Regions from separate parts of the Mus musculus genome. Here all the other regions are linked to region 3. Evidence: chromatin loops called from intact Hi-C (ENCODE). Cell type or tissue: gastrocnemius. All regions are shown on one strand. Each heading gives the region's core, and the rest is flanking DNA. Links, peaks and the distances in the headings are about the cores only.

Region 1 (7,663 bases), core at 1,182-6,181, 100 kb before region 3:
ATTTAAAATACAGAAAGGGGAAGAGAAACATCAACCTACAGCATGCTGGGTAGATGTTCTTAAAAATGGAAAGAGAAATTTGAGCTTCCTTAGACTGTGTGTGGTGACACAGGCCTGTAATCCCAGAATTTGGGAGATGGAAACAGGACTGTGGTGAGTTCACAGCCAAGTTGGACTACACAGCAAGACCCTGTCTCAAAAACAAGTAATATGCAAAAAAAGTAAAGGGCTTTCTCAGAATAATAAGTTCAGGGAGCCCTTGGGCAGCAGACTCCTGAAAGAAATGTTTAAGATGTTGGTAAGACAAAAGATACTTGCTTTGATTAGAGTGTGACTACACTCTGCATCTTCCATGTGGGTAACTTATTAAAAAAAAAAAGCTATAGCTGAGATACTGAAATCTTTTAAAGACTTTGGTGATTTAGATAGACTTTGGGATTTTAGAGAGACTTCAGATATTTTAGAGACGCTTTGAATATTTTAGAGAGACTATGAATGTTAAAAGACACTTTGGATGTTTTAAAGAGACTACATTTTAAAGGCTGGAACTTTGAAAGTTATTCATGCATTTATTTTGTTATATTATTATTAATATAAGATCTTTGAGATGAATAAGAAAGGAAAGGTTATAGTTGAATAGTGGTGTGTGTGTTACACTGATAAGAGGTCAAATGTGCTGCCTAGTTTTTAGGGCAATTTGACATGGGCTAGAGTTATCTGAGAAGAGGGAATCACAATTTAAAATACCTTTATCAGATTGGCCTATGGGTAAGCCAATTTTCATTACTGATAATTGGATGTTGGAGATGCTCCTCCTGGGCAGGTGGTCCCAGGGTGGAAAAGAAAACCAACACCTTTAATCCCAGCAATTGGGAGGCAGAGGCAGGTGGATTTCTGAGTTCGAGGCCAGCCTGGTCTACAGTGTGAGTTCCAGGACAGCCAGGGCTACACAGAAAAACCCTGTCTCGAAAAAAGAAAGAAAGAAAGAAAGAAAGAAAGAAAGAAAGAAAGAAAGAAAGAAAGAAAGAAAGAAAGAAAGAAAAGAGGGAGAGAGAGAAAGGGAGAAAAGGAAAAAAGAAAACCAACTGAGCAAGCCAGTAAGCAGCATGCCTCCATGGTCTCTATGTTAGTTCCTGTCTCCAGATTCCTACATTGAGTTCCTGCCCTAACTTCTGAGGATGATGGGCTACAAATTACAAATTGAAATAAATCATTTCCCCCCAAGTTGATTTTAACAGTGTTTCATCATAGCAACAGAAAACCTAAGAGAGAAAGGCATTTTAGAAGAAAGACATGAAGTAAGAAAGAAGGAAGGAAGGAAGGAAGGAAGGAGAGAGAGAGAGAGAGAGAGAGAGAGAGAGAGAGAGAGGATGGTGTGCTCTACAAACCAGAGTAATTTGACTCATTCTTTGCCCATTAGAGGATTTTTATGTCTTTCTCTTGTCCACTGGCTTGGACACCCAATGCTAGGTTGAAGGACTTGGTGACAGGCTGCACAGCACTAACAAGGGAATATTCAACACCCTGCTTTCTGCAGTTGACAGATCCAGACAGAAAACTGACAAAGGAACATTGGCTATTAGTCACACACCAGACCAAGTGAACCTAGCAGACAGGCACTGCCATTTTCCTCAACTATATATGAATATTTCCCAAGTACAAATATTAGGCCACAACATAATCCTGAGACTATTAAAGGTTGGGATCATATAAAGTATCTTTTGCAAATTCGTGGGCAATGAACACACAGTGGATCCATGAGAAAGTCGAGTGTTGTTTTGCCAGGCCTGATGGAATGTGTCTGTCATCTCAGCTTCTTAGGGAGCTGGTGGGAGATGATACAGCTGATGAGAAAAGTTGCAGGAGACAAAAATCAGTATTACAAGTCAACAACATTTCTGCATACTGATAGACACCTCTGGTTCATTTTACTGGAGGAAACAGTTTTCCCATAGATATACCTTGCATGGCCAGCATCACTCCTTTGGACCATTGTGCAAATATCCAGGACCTGGAAGGAAGAACTGTGAACAAGCAGCTATGGTAGGCCAGGACCTTGTCAGGACACAACTTATTTTATTGTATAAGTTTGTTCTTCAGAAAAGACAATCAACAGACTAGCTAGGTAAATACACACATTTACAGGTATACACACCCATTTACATATGTGTATTTACATATGTGTAGCCATCCTTCAGTAACTGTAGAAGATTCTTTATGGGAACCAGCTCTCTCATCCCTGTGCACCAATATCCAATGATTGAAATGACCTCTGTGAAAACTAGGGTAGTGTTTAGAACCCACACACATTCCCCATGCATGCTAACTCTTGTCGAAAAACAGTTGACAGAATCTTCATGCATGTACAAAATGTAAAGAATTGGCTCCCACCTTTATAAAGTCTGAGAAATCCTGCTATCTGCAGCCTGCAAATGGGACACATAGAATCATATGCTGTTTTCCAGTCCACATGCAAAAGTGTGCTGGCCAGAGGGATGAACACGTAGCTCTCAGGCTGAGGACAAGAGACAAGAGCTCCTCTGGGAGACAGGAAACCAGGCTTTCCACTCAGGCCCTTAGGAGGCTGGGTGAGATCTGATTAGGGAAACTGCTTTAATGACACCATCACTTCAAATGATAGTTTCATTTGGATACCTCCTCATATGCACATCTAAGTATCTAAGGCCCATCCAACAGATACATAAGATTCACTGTGTAGATTCACCAAGCAACAAGCAACAGTGACCATGAGAACAAGAATTATCTGGTCATTGAGACCCCTCCCGCTGAAGGATTGCATGTGACAAAACCAAGTTAAAAAATAGCAGGATCCCCCATCCCTGCCCCCTACAGCCTGTGCCCCTATACTGTGGCATCTCAGAGCCTTGGGATGAAGATAAAAATTGCCCCGGTATAAGAGTTTAATGTAGGTAAAGAGGCATTCCTAAAGTACATAAGTGGACTCCAACGATATGAAAGACATAGAGGCCATCATGAGGATGGTATCACTGGATTGGATAGAAAAGAGCAAAAGCTAGGGTGGCGGAGACAATGGGCAGAGGCTCCATGCAAGGACCGGAGTGAACACCTTCCAAGATGGAGAAGCAAACAGCTCGCAGAACTTCATACACAGATTCTCTGAAGATGGAGAGAGATTTCTGGGTCCTTGGCTTTTGAGTTTGCTGTCTGAGAAGCACCGCGAGCAGAGCATGGACCAGCGTCCCATGCTGAGTGCAGAATCACCATACTGCTTGGCTTTAGACTGTTCCTGTTAAGCCAGCAGGACCAGCATGGACACCTAGAGCCACTGTGCTTGCAGCATGCATGCTGAGAGTGAGTTGGGGTGAAGGCTGAACTTTGAGGTACCCAGTGTATGCACTGAAGGGAGGCAACGTGTGTTTTCTTACAAGATGCAGGCTAGGTCGGCCCCTGCAGCTACAGTGACAGGAGGCGGCCTACTTTTCAGGGCAGGAAGTAGGGGGCCTCTCTGCCTGAAACCCAGAATACACAGTCCCTACCTTGAAAGATGCAATGTGATCCCGCTCTCAAGAAACCCTCCTGCACCTGGGTATCCTCGCCATAAGCACAGCATCTGGAAAGGGAGAATGAAAGGTGAAATGAAGTGTGTAGAGAGAGACAAGAAAAGCAGCGGACAGGCAGGGGCAGGGGCTCTGAGATCAGCATCCGTGCACCTGAGCAGGACTCCATTCTCCAGGGCTACATGAGCCGGAAGAATGGCCTTGGAGCCCCCTCCACCTCTGACCTTCCATTGCAGCTGGGTAGAAGCACAGCCACACCAGATGTTTTCCGTTCTTTCTCAAGAAAGTAAGCCAACCCCTCTCCCACCTGACAAGCCTAATCCCAGCTGTCACCACAGCCAGAGACACCGTGCCTCTTTGTTCGTTCTTCCAGGAAAATGATGGGATACGCTAGGAGAAGATGTCTATTAATAAACCTCAGAGACCATCAGCCTCGAGGCCTCAGGTGACTGGAGACTAGAGGACTTCGACCTGGATGGAGTTGGGGAGGGGATGTGCTACATCTTGCCAGCATTTTCCAGAAACCTAGGAGAAGTCCACATTCAATGGCTTGGGGGAAAGCATTTCTTCTTCATCATGCACATAAGTCCTCCCCAGCAAGGAACAGACAACATTCATTTTATTTGGGGTTTCTTGGATAAATCCTCTCTCTAGAGATCATTACCTATGGGACATTGCCGTTTCAACACTGCCATCTGCTGGACCTGTCGGAAAATCTCTTCTCACTAGGATAGGTGGCTTCATATCACTGCAGAAGGGTGTGACCTTACCAGTGATTGACAGGGAAATTGGAGGGGCTATCATTCCTATCTCCGACTGTGAATCAGCAGGGAGGGGGTATGTATTTCCCTGTGTTGTCCCTCCATAGGGAAACGTCCTTAGTTCACAAATTAGTAAATTAAAGCACAGAGAGGTTAAACTACAAAGTCAAAGTTGTCCAGCTAGAAAGCTTCAGAAGGATATACCTCAAGGTAGTTAGACTCCAAATTCAAGGCTCTGATTGCCTCCGATCAAGTAGAGACAGTTAGCAGATGGGAAATAAGCTGGGTGTAGGATGGTGAGGAAGATAAAGAGAAGTTTAGGGAAAGGAAAGGGGATGATGGCAGCCCCCGGGGGTCCTTCCCCTCCTCAATAGAATGTAGAATCAGGGTGAGTTCAGAATCTGTGTGAAGACACTCAGTGGCAACACAGGCTGAGAAAGACCGGTGAGTATTACTGGCAGAGTTAGACCCTCCTCTCACAGAGGACAGGCTCTTTGGAGGTTGGAATGGAAGCATCATGGAGGGTCTTGTGAGCCAGTGGAACATCTTGATTGTGTGACAAAAAGAAGGCTGTCAACCGCTTCCTTGCACTGGGTCCTGTCACCCACCTAGCTTGACTCTTCTTGTTACATTCATCACTATCAGAAGCAATGCAGTTGATTCTGTATCGAATGAGTGGCAGTCAGGTTCCCGCAGGATGGAGTAAACTACTGGACACAAGAGACACTTCTACCACTGTGTCTCCAGCACTTAGAACATATCAGTCTTAAATACTGAGCCAATCAAACAGAGATGTGCTTTACACTGACTGCCCTTGCCCCTCTGTATCAAGAACTCTACATCCTTGGATTCAATCAGCTACAATCAAAAGTATTCATAATGAAATACTCTGTCTCTGAGTCAATGCACTACTAAGTCTTGTTATAAAACACTTGGAGAAATAATCAAAAGAAGAGAGGTTTCTTTTGGCTTGCAGCTTTAAAGATACTTGTCCATCATGGTGGGAGGGCCTTAGCAGGCAATGCTTACAGCACAGTGGCCAAGGAGCAAAGAACTGGATGGCTAGGTAGCAAGCTTCCTCTTCTTCGCTTTTTTGTTCCGTGTGATCCCTGCTTTTGTAATGGTGCCTCCCACATTCCGGAATGTTTTCCCCACAGCCCTCCATTATTCATATTTGGGCTAGTCACTCATATGTGGGAACCCCCATACAGACACACTTGGAGTGGACCTTTCCTACTTTTCTAAATGCTTCCCAGTCCAGTCAGGTCAACAATGTAGACCTTCACATTTGCTCCTGAACTCTACAACATAACACCAAGTTCACTAGACTCCATGATGTAAGTCACGTGGTACTTACGTAAAGTCTAGAGGAAGGAGTGGACATGGAGCAAGAAGGATGGGGATGGCTGATCAGTGATGAGTACCTAGTTACTAGATACTAGATAGAAGTAAGTTCTGGGATGCTGTTGCCCAACAGAGTCACTAGAGATGGGGATGGAGTACTTCACGTCTCAAGGAGCCAGAAGAAATGACTGTGCCATAAAGAAGAGGTAAGTGTTTGAGAACATCACTATATTTAACCCGATTACACTGTGCATGCATATAATAAAACATAATACCCTGCTAATTTATACAATTTGTTCTCATTTCAATGTATCAGTTAGAATAATAATGGCTGCAGATGGTTCTGTGGATAGAACACTTGATGTGCAAGCATGAAGACCTGAGTTCAAATCTCCAGAACTAATGGAAAAAGCCAGATAGTAGCACACATAATCTTTAATCCCAGTGCTTCTACAAGAGATGGAGACAGAGACAATAGAAACTCGGGAAGCTCATGTGCCAGAGAGCCTTTTATACCCAAAAGTACAACAAAAAGAGCCTGTCTCAAATACTGTGGAAGGTGAGAATCAGTCCCTGAGGTTTTCCTTCCACCTTACAATTACACACACACATAAACACATACATACACACACATATGCACACACACATAAATACACACACTCATACACATACATACACACATATACACACATATATACACATATATACACACATACCTACACATACATACACACACAAACACACCTAAACACATGCGCATACACACACAAAAATATACATACACACATGCATACAAATATATACACATATACACACAAACAAAATTACACTCATATACAACATACACACAAATACACACACATTTACTCACATACAACACACACACACACACACATGAGAGTTAGATAGAAAACTTAGAATAACCAACCATTGAGCTTGGGGCAGGGGTAGGAGGAGGATGGCAAAAACGTGGGAGCACCCCAAGGGAGGAGGCCATGGGAGCACCCCAAGGCACTGTGCTACAGGGACCATGACAGTTCATCAGTAGAATACTTGGGAGTACTTGAAGACATTTCACAGTTTCATTTGTCAGCCACCAACTTCAGATCACAACAGTTGTCAGGATCCTTCATGTCAGAGCATGTTTGACATCAGTATGACAGATCCTAAATAGATCTATAGATTAGTTATTCTTTTGTGAAAGGAAACCAAGAATGAACACTGGGGCAGAGATGGAGGCTCCTCACACATACAGTTCCATATTCCCAATCTCAAACTGTCATGTGGATGTGACACTTGTTCTAAGTCCCAGACCCTTATGCCCCATCTCTGTTGGTAGCCATGGTTGTGATATCTTGCATTGTTAGCACTCAGAGGGTTCTGACCTGAAACCTGAAGTAACAATTTGAGGTTACTGCAGAGGTCTGGGATAGGTTGTGGGCCCAGAGTAAACCCTTTCCAAGCCTCTATCGCCTTATTCACACTGGGGTGATCTAGACCTGTGCAGATCATGGAAGTCCTCAGCACCCCCTCGACCCCCACCTTGTCTTTCCCTCTCTGCTTCCTCCTGTCTTGCATTTCACAGAGGCACTTCCCCAGTAACCCTTGTGCACAGGGACTCTGAGCCTGCATCTGTTTCCATGATCACCCCACCTGCAACGCCATCCTTCAACTCTACCTGACCTCGGACCTATCAAATGTCACCTCAAAATAGGATCTCATAGATTTCTCACCCCTGAGGTATAAATTGCTGACATGTGTATATTATATCCTTGACAGATTTTTAAATGCAGGAAACAGCCTCAAGCCAAAGGAATACACTTAATCCCCATGTAATAGCACCTGTGCATTTCTCACACCATCCCCAGGAGCCCCTTTGACCTTCCTCCAGCTCCAATGATCCACTATCTGCAAATTACCTGGAAAATGTCTCCACTCTCAGCCACGCATGATCTATCTTCTCTTTCCCTAGCTTTCCCATCCAGCAAACCTCACGGTCATCTGCAAAAAAAAAAAAAA
Region 2 (7,663 bases), core at 1,182-6,181, 160 kb before region 3:
CAGGAATGAAAATTACTAAACTTATTAGTAAACACTTTTCTAGACCTTTGGTTTAAAGCTATCCTCTTCTTCAGGCATACTGAAGTAGAATTCATTTTCCTATGGACATTTATTCAAAGTGAGTTTTCTAAAGTTGGTTTTTAAGATCCTCTCATGGCAGTCCCTACATTCCTGAACATTGTGCCTTTGTAAAGTATATGAATTAAAATGATAACCAAAAAGGAAATGTGGCCCATGGAAGGTGAGGAGATCGGGAGAACTTCATTCAAGGACTGAGAGCAGTGCCTTGTGGAAGGGATCCTAGGGAACTCCCTGGGCCCTGCCATGATAGGGAAGACACAAGGCAATAAGTTGGGAAGTGGATCTCACTAGCCACCAAACCTGCAGGTGCCATGATGTTAGGCTTGTAACCTTCTGGTCTTTGAGAAATCAACTCATGTCATTGTTAAGCTACCATTCGTTGTTTTCTTGGTTTGTTTTAATGGCAGCCCAGCAAGATAAAGACAATACAAGGAACACAAGAACAAAGTGAGACAAGCCTGAACTGTGGTCTCCTCCCGTGAGAGCCTACTCCATCAACACTATTCACAGGAATATACAATGTGGTCAAGTCAGAATGTCAACTGCACAGAAACCTGCAGCAGCCTCCAGCTGCCTGGATCCAACAGCATACCTCCATCAACTCCTAACAGTTGAGACTAGTCATAGTGACACATACCTGTAATCTCAGCACTAGAGAAGCTGAGGGAGTTGGTGCCAGCCAGGGATACATGGAGAGTGCCTGTTGAAATTGGGAGGTGGGGAGAGGAATGTGTCCACTGAGAAGAAGCCAGGCAAAGGAGCATTCTTTGTTTGAAACTGGCTTCCCAGCTCCAGTACAAACTTGATGACTTCCACAGCCAGAAAAGAACCCTATCGTCTGGCCTCAAGAGTCAAGACTTAGAACTAACATGGCAATGAGCACACTTCCCTGTCCTTTCTGCATCCCCAGCTAAAGCCTGGATAATGGATCTCTATAGCTAGATCCTGTGCTCTTTTTACAAGACAAAGGGTAGAACGCAGAAGTATCCTAAAAAGTGAATGCTATATACCTCTAAGACGTGACCAGATGAGGTGCCCCATCTCAGACCAAAGAGAAGGACAATCACACTGCATCTCCTCCCAAGGGAAAGTGGCTTGGGCCCCAAATAAATTCAAGGGGCAAATGCAGGAGATAAATGCAGGAAGTGTTGGGCATTAGCTGTAGAGCAAAACTCCAAGATAACAACTCACTCAAGAAAAGCATGCCCCCAACACCAAAACAAAGAAGGAGTTGGGTACTATGATAGAAAAAAACGCAGAAAAGGAAGAAGTGTAAGGGAGTCATCTTTCAGGTCTGAAGGGTGTGTGGACATCCTGACTTTTGACAAGTTTTCCCAGCCCTGTGACTTACAGGGCAGTGACCCTCTCTGCACTATTTAACCCTGTACTACAGGTGTCTGCTCTCCTCTGTTTATCCTCACTGGTGGAGAGGCATCTCTCTACTATCCCGTCTGCCTCAATGGAAGGCATAAACCAGACCTTAATTGCAAGATATTGTCAGGATAGTGTGCAAGAGCCTGGAGCTCCTGGGTTAGTAGACAATAGGGTGGATGGTGACATTACATTGCCCTCTGACAACCTCAGCTTCATTGCACACGTGTCTTGAATTTCGTCCAGAAAACCCACTTCTGAATTCAAGGTTTTGAGTGTCTGATCACAGCAATCAGATGAGTTTTTCAAAGCTGAAAGACTACATAGGCTCTCCAGCAGAACCCAATGTTTTACCTTCTACAGAAGAATGGATGGCAGGGTTGCTTGCAGTTTCCATCTGCACCCCAGAGCTGACCCTATGCCACAGCTCTCCAAACCCAAATCCCACTGGGAGAAAGCTGGTCTCCCAGGAGTACTGAAACACCTGAGAGCACAGGTGAGACCACCACTTCTGTTCAAATACCTGGCCCAAGAGAGACCTACCTGGAGCCCTCAGGACACAGGAACCAAGGAGCAGCAGCCTGGAACAGGATCTTTCCTGTTTCCATCTGTGCCCAGAGCTGACCCTGTGCCTCAGCTCTCCAATACTCAAATCCTGCCAAGAGAGACCTGGTCTCCCAGGAGTGCTGACACACAGGCTTACAGGAGGAACAAGCCACATTCAAAGACAGCAAGAGCAGTTAACACCACAGATAACCAGATGGTGAGAGGCAAGGGTAAAAACATAAGCAACAAAAGCCAAGGCTACTTGGCATCATGAGAACCAGTTCTCCCACCACAGCAAGTCCTGGATACCCCAACACACCAGAAAAGCAAGACTCTGACTTAAAAATCATATCTCATGATGATGATAGAGGACTTTAAGAAGTACATGAATAATTCCTTTAAAGAAATACAGGAGAAAACGGGTAAACAGGTAGAAACCCTTAAAGAGGAAACTAAAAAATCCCTTTAAAATTACAGGAAAACAACCAAACAGGTGAAAGAAATAAGCAAAACCATCCAGGATCTAAAAATGGAAATAAAAACAAGCTAGAAATTATAAAGGGAGACAACCATGGAGATAGAAAACCTAGGAAAGAGATCAGGAGTCATAGACACAAGCATCACCAACAGAACACAAGAGACAGAACAATCTCAGGTGTAGAAGATACCATAAAAAATACTAACACAGCAGTCAAAGAAAATGCAGAATGCAAAAAGCCCTTGGTTTTGTGAAGGCTTAATACCCCAGTGTAGAGGTAGGGTGGGTGGGGGAGCACCCTCATAGAAGCAGGGTAAGAGAGGAAGTGATGGGGGTTTGCAGAGGGGAAAACGGGAAAGGGGATAACATTTGAAATGTAAACAAATAAAATATCCAATTTAAAAAAAAAAAAAAGAAAGAGTGGGTGGTAGAAGGCATAAATTAGACACATCTAGAGGTGGGCAAGTACAGTGGACACATAGAAGATACCCAGCCAGGAATGTCTGGAGTAAGAAGAGAAGGCTCGGGTGCTCATCAGGAACAGTGTGGTGGCACCAGGATAGTAGGCTGTTAGCATGTTCCAATGGGCCTTAAGCACAGCACACTGACAAATACAGGGCATGTAGAACTGAGAAAGAGATGGAAAGAATAACAAAGGAGAGGGGCTTAAGTAGAGCCCGATTTCAGAACACATAAAATGGAGAGAAGTTTTACCCTGATTGCTATATTTTAGGGTCAGGACACACATTGGCAACCAATCTAAGACCTTCAATCATCTCAAAGCCCCCAGTGAACCTTATGCTCAAGTTGCAGAATGAGACTCCACACTCAGACAGCACCATCTAGTGGTGATAGAATGTCATGTGCTAACCCTTTCTCCTGTATTTAAAAGTTTGGAATTTTAAAAATTTAAGAAATACTTTTCTAGTAAATAATAATAATTATATATATATATTAAATAAGACATTTTGCATCTAACTTTGTGTCTGGCTATGTTAGCCACGAAGGTACATAAATAACAAGAAAACAAATGAGGACTTAACCCCCCCCCCCAAGTCACGAATTTGCCCCTTGGGACGGCTGCTTCTCACACACTAACTCTCAGGTGTGGCCCTGGAGATATCCAGTGCTTTCCAGCACCTCTGCTTCCCTCTGATCCTGAGTTCTCCCATATGGCTTCCCCAGTAACATCATTTTCTTAAAGAATGTGGGGCTAACTTGGGGCTGCATTTGGAATCTCAGCTCCGAAGTCTTTCTCATCTGAAGAGTGGCGGCACCATTGATGGACTGTATGGGATGACGAGAGACAGTGTTTGATCCAGGAGAAGTGAATTCACAGTCTGGATTTTATAAGAGACTTCCCTAGAACTTAGAGTGAGACATGTGTTTAGTAGCATGTCTTCTATACATCGTTCAGAACCTTAAACTCCCATGTGTGGCTTCATCTTCTAAAAGGCACAGCGACATCTGGTTCATAGACTACAGTGAAGATTAAAGCACAGCTCGGAAAAAGAGATATCTGGGACAACGCACACAGGGCATGCTCCTTACCATACTCAATTCTTTATACAGAAACCTCTTCCCCAACATCCAAGGTCTACCGAGCTCTAAGGCCATCTGCACTTGCTGATACCATCAGCACAGAATGTATTTCAAATGCATTCTTCTTGCTCTTCTTGGATGGCATGGGTCTCAGGGGCACAGAGAATCGTGAGAATGACTTCTGCTGAGGACTAGGTGATGGGAAGAGGCAAGTATTCTAAATGGACACTAGCAGCTTTCTATAGAAGTCTCCTTCCTTTGACAGCTGAAATGCAGTTACAATCCCACTCTCTGCATTGGATACTCCCACCCAAGAGACGTCTCCAACACTCTCCACTTGCTGGACACTTGCTATGGTTTGCAGGAAAAGAGACTCAGAAAAATGTGAAGAGCTCTTCACCTCCATTGCAAGCCTGTACTGCTGTTCATGTCTTCTCAAGATTCTTTGAAGGTTTCAGGCTGTGACCATGACAGGACATTTTGAAGAGTTCTCTATTCCTCTACTGCTCTGAGAGACACCAAGATACTAAGGGCATAACAGCAGGTTTCTCGTTAGTCACGTGTTTAAATGAACAACTTACTGGTGCCCTAAGCATCTGTACCCTACCAGGCCAGGAACACCCTGAGCTCTATCCTCACAGCAGTTAAGCATTTGTAAGTCTCATCTGTGACTGTGGTACAGTCCTCATTACTTCAGGGTACTTCTGGCAAGCCACCCTGCTTAGTGCTTCTGTGACTTCTCAACATACATTCATATGTATGCAGACATAATAGGTTGCTTATGCCTATATAATGAGACTAGTTCCAGACTCCAGCAGTTTATGGCATTATACTAACAAGGCAGTGTACATATTTAAGTTAGAAACTCTCCCCATGGTGTTAAAACTGCACACAAAGCCAGGTGTAGTGGCTCACACCCTTAATCCCAGCATTTAGGAGGCAAAGGCAGGCAGATCTCATATTTCTCAGCCAGCCTCGTCTACAAAGTGAGTTCTGGTCTCCAAAAAAAAAAAAAAAAAAAAAAAAAAAAAAAGCTCTTGAGACAGTTCTGTGAGTTCAACGATGTGTGCTTTAGGAGTTGGTTCTCATATTCCTCCATCAGGGGCGAGCAGGACTGCCTGCTGGGCCGTGAGTCACTTCTTGCTGGCAGACACACTTCCAGGATACTATGCTTTCTCAGAGCACTGCTTGATTCAAACAACATGTCTCTAGAAAAATAAACCCTGTGTCCTCACTTCACCTAGAGAGTGCAGGCCACTGGCTGGCTGTCAGCAGAAAGCACATCCTTCATCAATGTCTCATGGGTTTCTAGTGCGTTGTGGAAGGAAACAGTGAAGGCAGGCCAACGTGTCCTATGGCTGAGCTGACTCTCACAGGGGAATTCTGCAGTCAAATAAATGGATCACACATGGGAAGGGACAGTGGCTGGGAACACGACAGTCAGGCAAGGACAGTGGGTCATCCAAATGAGCAAACTCCTGTTGGGGCATTCTGGAAGATCTAAGCTTTCCAGTGAAAACACTGGAGGTTTCAGCCAGGAGATTAACAAGTTCTTCTTACTTAGAATTTCCTAGAAGTATAAATTCATTATCTAAACTGGTAAACTGAATCAGGGGAAATGACCCATTGTCCCTAAACAGTGAGGCCTGCCTAGGATCCTCTAGCCCCACAGTAACCTCTCACTAGCCACAGGTCCACACCTGTGTCCTGGGCTCCTGCTGTGCAGCTAAAGCTGATGATGGAGGTATTTGAAAATCTTGACCTTAAGCAAACCAATGAAGATTCAGGTGAGGGAAGGGGCTTACTCAAGGTCACTCAGCTACTATCGGTTTGATAGATTTTGCCTTAGTGCTCCAAGAAAGGATTTCAGCCACCTTCCCCTGTGTGGCCTGTCTGTCTGACACATTTGCCCTTTCCTAGCCTGGGGTTGTGGTGTTTTAACTCTGCTTCATTTGGACTTTCGTACTCACCGTAAAAGCCCTTTTCTGTTTTCACAAATTCACATGGCAGGGCTTTACTTGGAATGTTCTATACTTTAAAATGGAAACATCTGATAAAAACTGTCCTTTGATGGTTACTTCTGAAAGTGCTGACCTGCCAGAACTCACAAAGCACATGTAGCCAGAAAACTCTTAACAGAAAGCCTAGTCACATCCTGACATTTGAGTGACTGTGTCCCTCGGGTGTGCACGTGTCTAGAAGCATTTCTCTTATAACTGTACTATCTGAATCCGTGGGAATGAATGTAATGTGTCTTGCAAGTATCTGGTGTATGAGAATATATGATATCTGTGAGTGTACAGGAGTGTGCATGTGTGTGTACATGAGTACATTGTACATATGTGTGGGTAAATGTGTATGTCACACACTGTCACAAACTCAGAAATATACCCTTACTCCCACATATGCCCAGATGTGAGCAGAGGTCTGAGGGAAAAAAAAATGAGTTAGCTTCATAAAGCATACACCTTAACAAGGACATCAAGTCATTCTCCACCCAACTAAGTAACCAGTCCCCACCATCCCAGGAAATGGGACTTGAGAAACCAACCAAACACAGAAGAGAAAGAAATCAGTGGGCAGTGTTGACTGTCCCATGGAGCAGAACACTGGCACGTATGTATGAGGTCTCACTTCCTTACCCTCGGGCTGAACGCAAAGCTCCCTGGGGCTATAGAAAGGGCAAGATTGGGTTAGAAGCTCTGGCCATCTGAGCTATCCTCAGTAACTCTCTGCCCAAATCTTCATCGTCAAGATACATGGATGAACAGCATCAGGAGAGGTCCTTTAGGGTGCTCATGTCCCACATCACAGGGGTATGTACAGATATCAGTGGCAGGTATTTATAACAGAATGTAGTGTTATAAAGGAGAGACAATGCAAAATGATGGCCCTAAAAACAAAAGCTGCCAATTCCTCAACACTCGTGTGTTCACATCATTCTCAGAGAAAACCAAGGCAAGGAAGAAAAGGGCAGAAGAAGGGGGACAAAAGCAAGAGTCCTGGTGATTCTCTCCTAAAGCTCTGCTCTGCTTCAACCAAGGCCCAGAGCCCATAAAACACCATATGGCGTGCCAGGGGCGGGGATGGCTCCAGGACGGGCCCATGCAGGAAGCAACTAGGAAGCTTTACTCTCAAGAGAGCTCATTTCTACTGCAGATCCCAGGAATGCAGGAAGCAGTTCTGCCGCGCTAATGAGAAGCCGGCTTACACTAGAGGCTACATACCTACCCGGGCCTCAAACAGAAGAGAAGATATTGGATGGGTTGGTGTACTATAAATCCTAGCAGGCACGGAATTTAACAGCTGAATGGAGGTGCCATTTGTTTAAAATGGTCCATTAATAGATCTCTTATATTGTCATGTGTGTACAGACAGATGACTGACACACACACACACCTGCAGGAATCTAAGGGGGATATTTCAAAGTATGTCCAGATAACACTTCTCCAGAAAAGCATTCAGTAGGCAAGCAGACCTAGCTTTTGGGTTTAAATCATCTCATCGGTGGTTTGTGCCTCTCTCCTCTGTCAGAAGAGAACCCAAAGAACTGTTCTGAATGTGAATTTCACACATGTGTGTATGCTTAAAGGTGTTAGCTATTGTAATGCAAGCCCTAGGCAGGAGAAATGGCTCAGCAGTTAA
Region 3 (7,663 bases), core at 1,466-6,465:
ACAGAGAGCTAACCAATAGAGGGAAGAGTGGGGCTGGTCCAAGGCCGTCTGGAGACCTTCCTCACATTTATGTCCCTACTTCTTTCTCTATGATTTCTCTTGGCCCCCTAAAGTGGCCAGGTACCGATGCAAATTAAAAACACAACCCTACTGAAATAGCTAAGACTCAAAGCAGACATCAGCCAATGCTGGTAAGAAAAGAAGAAAAGACCCTTGGGACAATGCCTGAAGAAATAAAATATTATTGCCACGTTGGCACAGCTGAGCAGATGCTTATGGAGCTGCAGAGTCGTGAAATTTTATGGGCATCTAAGACCAACTGGAGATGGACATCAATTAAAGGAAAGAAATTTCCTCATGGTCTGGCCTTGGAAAATACAAGAAACTTTTCTTTCTCAAATCTCCACCTTCAGGGAGTTCAAGAATGCTGAAGGCCTTGATGGTATTCACAGGGGAACGAGGGTTAGGGTGAGACACTGAACAGAGACTCCCATCCCTGGCAGGCTTTTACTCCAGAGCCTTTCTGGGGTCAGCCAAGTCCTGGCACTTCCACTTCTGGAGTCAACATCTACTTAGTCTTTCAGACAAACCTTCTTGTCGACAATTACATTTCTAAGATGTACTTTGACTTCTGCGATTGTAATTCTTCCTTTTCTATAAGCTAGGCCATAGAAGCTGAAGAGAGACTGTGTTAGAAGCTTTTCTTAGACGTGGAAGGGTGGGATGGGCTAGGCAAAGGCTATGAAAGGTTAGTTGGGCATGGAGTGGCACATACTTGTAGTAAAGGACCAGTAACCCCAAAACCACGGGTTCACAATATCTAAAAAACCAAAAACAGTCCAAGTATCCAGTGAGTTATGAATACATAAACAGAGCGATGCTAAGGTGGCAGGTCACTGATCCCGATAGAGTTGGCAGCGTTGACAGACTCAAATTCATACTAAATAAAGAAGGCCAACCCTCAAGACGGTGTTCATGTAATTCCAGTGCTACAAAAATTGTACTAACTTTTCTCTGTGGAGATAAAACCAACAGCAAATGCCAGTGTTTGCCTAGATCACAAAAGGCAGCAGAGATTGGTTGTGAATGGAAACCAGGAAATGTGTAAGCTAAGGGAAGATTAAGAATTTGTGGTGATGGCTGTGCGCCTGCATAAATTTCCTAATGTCATTGAGTGTAGCTGTACAATTGGGTGGATTTTATCATATTATCAACAGCAGCTGGGACAGAGGCATAGCTCCACACTCCTCCATCCCCAAAAGCAACCTGGGAAGCTGCTTCCATCTTTTAGGAACCTTGGCTCAGTTATAGTTCGATCATTGGCTTCACCATATAGAAGAATTTCAGAATGAGCCACTATGAAGTTGGTTGAGGACTCATGAAAAGATTTTAAAGTAGATTTTAAGAGGTGTTGGGAAGAATTTAAGGCACACCTGCAGCGTGGGCATTGGCTTCTCACAGAGGTCAGACCTACAATCGGTAGCCATGCACAGGACGTGCCATGCGCAGGACGTGCCATGCGCAGGACGTGCCATGCGCAGGACGGTGGTGGTGTTTGAGGTCACAGGATGGTTCCTGGGAGTCGCCTGCATGGATGACAGGGGACAGTGAACTAACACAGTAGGCAGAGGCTCACTGTAAACAAGCTGACAGCCTTGTCTGTAGGAGTCTCAGAGAATAACCAGGGAAGGAACCTGGCCATCCTGGAGGCATTTCCCTTGTTTGTAGCTATTTTAACATAGACGATCAAGACTTCAATGCAAAAGAACTATTATGTCTGTGGGCAATGTTCATAGCCAGTGTTGCCTGTGCTGGCATTCATGATTTTTTAGCTTGAAAGATGGTTCAACACATTCCAGGATGAGGGACTTTTTTTTTCTTATGTTCTCAATCTCTACTCTGCCTCAGTTTAATGACAGAAATCTGCACTGTTTTAAGGAGTATTATTTTGATTTGCTGTGTAATGTTCCACTCTGAAGACATCTCCCATTTCTCTAAGCACCTACAGAATGTAGTTATTTCCAAATCTTCATAGGTTTAATTGCTTCAACTACACAAACTTATGCATATTGTGTATTAATCACTTGCTTGGAGCCAATACTCTAAAATAAAACTTAAAACAAACTGCCCTAGCTTTTGATACTAAGGGTGTGGCAGTCAAAACAGAACAAGATAGCAATGGACACACCCTCCTGGAAACCAGGAGCCCAGAAATATACTAAGACAGTCAGACAAGAGACCAGTCACACTCTATCACTTTACGAAGATTATAAAACATAAAGTGTAAATTAGTTAAATTTGTAGCCGTAAGGGATGACTATCAATAGATTCTTGAGTTTTCGGTATAACTATATGTCAGGGTCACAAGAACCTGACAACTGGGGCATGCAAATGCCGATAGAGGTCCTGGCTGCTGTAGAAGAGGACATGGCCGCTTTGGATGCTCTCCCAGCCTACTCTCATGGTCACCAAGAGGAAGCATCAAGAGACTCTCTGGATGGAGAAAAACAGGTTCACAGCGCGGCTTCAAAAGGAGGTTGCAGGAGCTCACAGAGCTCTGTGAGGAAAGTGTTAGAGCAGCCAGGCACAAACAGCCATCCTCTCTGACAGCAAGGGCTGGTCTCTCCAGCTGAGCCATTCTGAGCTCACCCTATCCCAGGAATGGTGAAGTCCTGGGCAGAGGGTCTTAGGTTTAGAAGAGAGTAAGCTTCCCAGAGTGTCCAGGAGATGGGCAGCCAGACCTGTCCTGCCCTGCTAGGCTGGGATTGTCTTCTCTAGGACGTGTCTCCATCTGTAGCCAGATGGAGTGAGGCAAAACACAGAAGCCACTCAACCAGGGCCTGCTCCCTCAAGGCTTTGTCCCTAAAGTTTAAAAAGACTAACTTTCCCCATTTCTATACAGGAAGGTAGTAGTCTTTAAACCACAACGCTTCAATTGCTTACAACCTACTTCTCTTTTGTGCCTGCACTTTAAATTCACACCACATCTCAGGAATCGAATCGGTTTGCACAATCCTCCTGAGTGGGAGAGTGGATTCCCTAAGAAGACTCACTAGCTCTTTTGCTGGCTTCCAGCCCAGGGATTTTCATCTGCTGTTTGCAGGTTTTGTGAAAAGAAATGAGCCCACGAGAAGTCCTTCTATTGGTATCCATGCAATGGAGGGAGGCTGATGACTGAGCCCATCCTGTGTGGAGGTGAATGTAACCCTTGTAGCGACAGGACTAGTTCAGGTGACCCCGGGGTCCGCAGAGTGAACTTTGGAGGTCTCCTGTCTGTTCTTCTTGCTTAGGGTCTCCCTGTCAGCTCGCCTGTGGCACCCTGAAGGAGCCCTCCAGTCAGTTCAGTGGTGGACGAGGCGATTTCCCACAACTCCCACCCTGGAATTAGCACATGCAATTCTGTAACTGCTAAGGCAGGCAGAATTCACCCGCGCCCTGGACACCCTGGAAGAGCGCGAGCGCCACCTGCCGGACTCTCTTGTCTGAGACACGGGCTCAGACGCACACTGGGACCCACCAAACTGACAGAACTCCTTTTTCCCATGACCATTGCAGGTGCACGGCATGGTAGGATCAGACATGAGCATTTTGTTGTGTCCACCTAAAAATACAACTCTTTCCTCCAAGAGAGTAAGAACAAGTTTATTCAGGAATCAAATATGAATGACCACAATGGCTTGAGAACAAATTCAGGTTACCCCAAATGTTAAAAGTTCCAAAGTGGTAACAGTTTACAAAGATTTATTATTATTATTATTATTATTATTATTATTATTATTATTATTATTATTTAGTTACAGAAGAATAGAAAGCCTTAAATCAGGGCATTTTTCAGATAACACCTCTGTCCTCACCACTCCCACACGTACTGTATAATCTATAAACATTGGAACTTTGCACAATCCCAGCACTTTGGAGGTGGAGGCAAGAGGAGAGTCGAGGTTCAAGGTCATCTTCAGGTATATCGTGAATTCAAAGCCAAATTGGTTACGCAAGACCTTGACTCAAAAAAGAATTTTTAATAAAATTAAAATGAAATAAAAGAAACACTGTGTAGCAGTTTCCTCTACGATAAATGTACATCTTCTCAGGAAGCTAAGACCCTGCAAGTTAAAGGGAAAAGGAAACAGTAAGACTTGTAAGGAATGAGGGGAAATGGTCCTGCAGGAAGCTCCTTAAACTTGGAAGTTAACAACTCACTGGCTTCAGGAAGTCCCTAAAACTGACCAGATACTCTAGGCCCCCTCCCTTCTCTAGCATACATAACCTGCTAGGACTGCTGAAATATCCTTGGAGACACTGAGCTACCTGGGAAGAAAGAAAGAGACGACAGCTAAACCACCTGAAAAGGGAAAGCCACTAAGTTGCCTGGAAGAGGTACCCACTGAGCTGCCTGCAAGTTGTGAAGTGAGCAGAGGGGTCTCTGCGACCTCCACTGCCCGCAGAGTGACGATCTGTGACATCATCAGCAAGAAGGCAGTGCGGTTCGACACAACTAAGTAGCAGGTATTGGTTCAAACTTCAGGAGTCTGAGCCCAAGTGTTTTATTTCTGACATATGTAAGTACAGCATGATTTAGGGAAAACTTTTCTGGTGATAATTAACTCATCCTGCATACACAGTGAAGCACACATAAATCTCCTTGAGGAGCACAGTAAGTCAAATAAAGACCAGACGTGACTACATTGAAACTCTTTGTAAAGTACGTGTGACACCTTCCATAAAGATAGGTTCTACACATGGAGGGAAAAAAAAAAAACAAGCTCACTGGGGAAGGGTCCAGCTTGGTCTCAGACACACAGGAAGCACAAGGGTCATTAGGCTCATCACCACATCCGCTTCCAGCCTTCTTGATGAACATTTATTTCTTTCTTTGAAGGAACCATGTGTTTTTAACATTCCAGGTTTGCTAATGCCTATCTGTGAACAATATGAGAGCCAGGTTTCCATCTTTCAGGCACTGTCATCCCTGCTGGGGTGGTGTTTTAATGACACAGCTGTCTTTGAGCCATTTCTGCTCCTGTAAGTAACTCTTCACCCATATTCCTGTAAATAACTCCAATAAGACTTATTGGATTTTGTGAGTATCCCTAATTTGGTGTGCTATCAATTCCCTCTCTGGGGTGAGTAGATGTTTGATCATGTTTCCCCAAGAATAGTATCCTTCAAGACACCAGTGCAATAGGAATGGTGAGGACAAAGACAAGGCTGGGAACTGAGGTATCAGGGCAGGACATGGAGAAGATGGAGAGAAGAGCAGGAAGAACAGATGTTATGGCAGATAACAGGGGTCAAAGGACTGCTGGGGACAAAGGGTAGGGAGTCATCCCCTTGAGGGAGAAGCAGGTGGACTAGAAGGGAGGGACCACAGTCATGTATGTGGACAAGAAGCACTGGAACAAGCCTGTGACAAGTCTGCAGAGGGAAGTCACTCCTGAGAGCTCTGAGAATCCATGTACCTATGACAAGCACTCAGAAAAGGCATTTCTGATGGCACTGACTCTCGGCCACACAAGATAACTGAATGCAGTGTGAGAGGCTAGTTCTCAGCCTGCATGGTGTGTCTGTCTCCTTCACTTTGGGTCAGTGTCAATCACGCAAAGAGTATCTGTCTACATAACTTCAGTCATCCTGCTTCAAGGCTGGAGGCAAGAAATGAAGTGAACAGGCATGAACAAGGTGAAGGCAGAGGTAAACCTGCCATTGCTTTGGATTCCAGGAGCAGGACGGACCCCAGCCCTCATCCCACTGAGGATAATTTCTCATTCGGATGAGACTGCACTCAGACAGAAATGATCATCTTGAGGGAAGCAGATCTGTGCCCGCACGCATGGCTGGCCAACAGACTTCTCCAGACAACCTTGCAGCAGCCGAGCTGACCTCACCCAGACCACGTGGCCCAGGCTGCTCAGTTACACAGTTTTGCCTTCATTAAAATCTAAGGCAAACTGGAGGTGATTGAACCCTTTTATTTATTTATTCGTCCCAATGTAGCCACATTGATTGAGTTTTCTTTCTCTGGTATCCAGTATTTCCCACCTTTTTATTCTATTGCCATATGGAACTATGACTGACCCTAGCCTATTGGGGCTGTAGGAGCCAAGGCTTTTCCCTACCACTTTGGTTGCATGGCTCCCCATTGAATCAAGTCTAGGAACAAGCCTTGGACCAAATCATCTCATTCAAGAGGATTTATATTTTGTTGTTGTTTTATTGCTTTGAAGGTGAGGGAAGGGGTTTCTTTGGGAGAAAAAAAATTTTTTGATTGGAAAGAGTGTTCAGGAGGTTCCAGGAGGAAGACAGCAGCAGAGCAAGTGAGAGACCGAAGCCCTAAGGAGCAACACACAGGAGCTCCAACTCTACTGGTAAGGACCTCTCTGAGCTCCTCCATTTCTCAGCTCTACAGTGAGGCTCTTCCTGCTAAGATTCACCTCAGCAGGTGCTGCGTAGTTTTGAAGACTACAGGATGAAGCTTGGCACAGAGAAGAACATGATAAAGGTGCTCTGTGGATGTAACTGATCTCAGAAACGAACTGTAAAACTGTGTTCTTCCTGACCCCTGTTTTCAGGCTGGATTTCTTTCATCGCAGGTAGAGGTGTGAAGCCACACCCATGTCTTTAGGGAAACTGGCTAACCCACTGATGTCCTGTTCCCAGTGAACACTGTATCTCACAGCTTTGCCTGTCTCAAATTCTTCTGTCTCTCAACTCTTCTTTCTGCTTGTTACTGACACTTGGTTGCTAGGGCTGTGAGGTGACACTTGTGCATTGAAGTTTCCAGCAAAATGTGACACCTATAATAAGGATTTCACAAGGCTGGTTGATCAGACTGATTAGAACTGTTGTGCCTGTGTGGAGAGTCCGGTTGTTACAGATTCATAGCCAAAGCCATCTTGGGTTGTCCCCTTAATAGCCATTCATTGGACAATACCCAGAGGAAGCTCCACTCCCAGGCACTCTAACATGGCCAGGATCATAGGATCAGAGATGAAGAAGACAGAAAATCTGTTCCAACACCATTGGAAGTAACTGGGACCAGCGGTACCCAGAGATGAATGAACCCTGCCTGACCAGTGGATTAGGTTCCTTCCTGTCTAAGTAGGTGACCTGATCATACTTTGGGCACCAACTCCACAGCCCACAACACCCAGAGGAAGCTCCACTCCCAGGGACTCTATCATGCCCAGGATCACAGGATCATAGGATCACAGGGCCACAGGGTCACAGGATCACAGGTTCACAGGATCCCAGGAGTTTGGTCACACCAGGATCTCAGGGTTCCAGAGGCAGCTTGAATCCCAGGAACTCTGACACACCCAGGATCACAGAATCCTGGAATCAAAGGGTCACAAAGACAACTGGACTATGAGGAGTTTTGACACACCAGAATCACAGGAAGGATAGGCTCCAGGGAGATATAGCAAGGCAGATAGCAATCAAGATAATCAGATGACAGAAGGCAAGTATAAGAACATAAGTAACAGAAACCAAAGTTACTTGGCATCATCAGACCCCAATTCTCCCACCACAGCAAGTAGTACACCATCACACCTGAAAAGCAAGATACAGATCTAAAATCCCTTTCCATGACAATGATAAAGGACTTTAAGAAGGATACAAATAACTCCCTTAAAGAAATACAGTACAACACAGGTAAACAGCT

What was found. Hi-C counts contacts between places; a loop is a spot of excess contacts. Peaks named below come from ENCODE experiments on the same cell type or tissue, not always from the same donor. Only the 100,000 strongest peaks of a DNase experiment are listed, where the experiment ranks them.
Region 1: it touches region 3 in a loop (2.6-fold over the local background); 6 of 42 quality-filtered maps call a loop at or near these places.
Region 2: it touches region 3 in a loop (3-fold over the local background); 5 of 42 quality-filtered maps call a loop at or near these places.

What each region holds. Positions count from the first base shown.
Region 1 is chr11:8,298,775-8,306,437 of GRCm38, forward strand. No RefSeq gene overlaps it. Among named protein-coding and RNA genes, the nearest start is that of Tns3, 360 kb to the right of the region's middle. In gastrocnemius, for the core only: a CTCF peak has its summit at 4,252 (motif pointing left); a DNase peak (open chromatin) is centred at 4,229.
Region 2 is chr11:8,242,521-8,250,183 of GRCm38, forward strand. No RefSeq gene overlaps it. Among named protein-coding and RNA genes, the nearest start is that of Gm27393, 360 kb to the left of the region's middle. In gastrocnemius, for the core only: a CTCF peak has its summit at 3,321 (motif pointing left); no DNase peak of the experiment used is centred there; H3K27ac peaks cover 1,372 bases.
Region 3 is chr11:8,402,279-8,409,941 of GRCm38, forward strand. No RefSeq gene overlaps it. Among named protein-coding and RNA genes, the nearest start is that of Tns3, 260 kb to the right of the region's middle. In gastrocnemius, for the core only: no CTCF peak of the experiment used is centred there; a DNase peak (open chromatin) is centred at 3,443.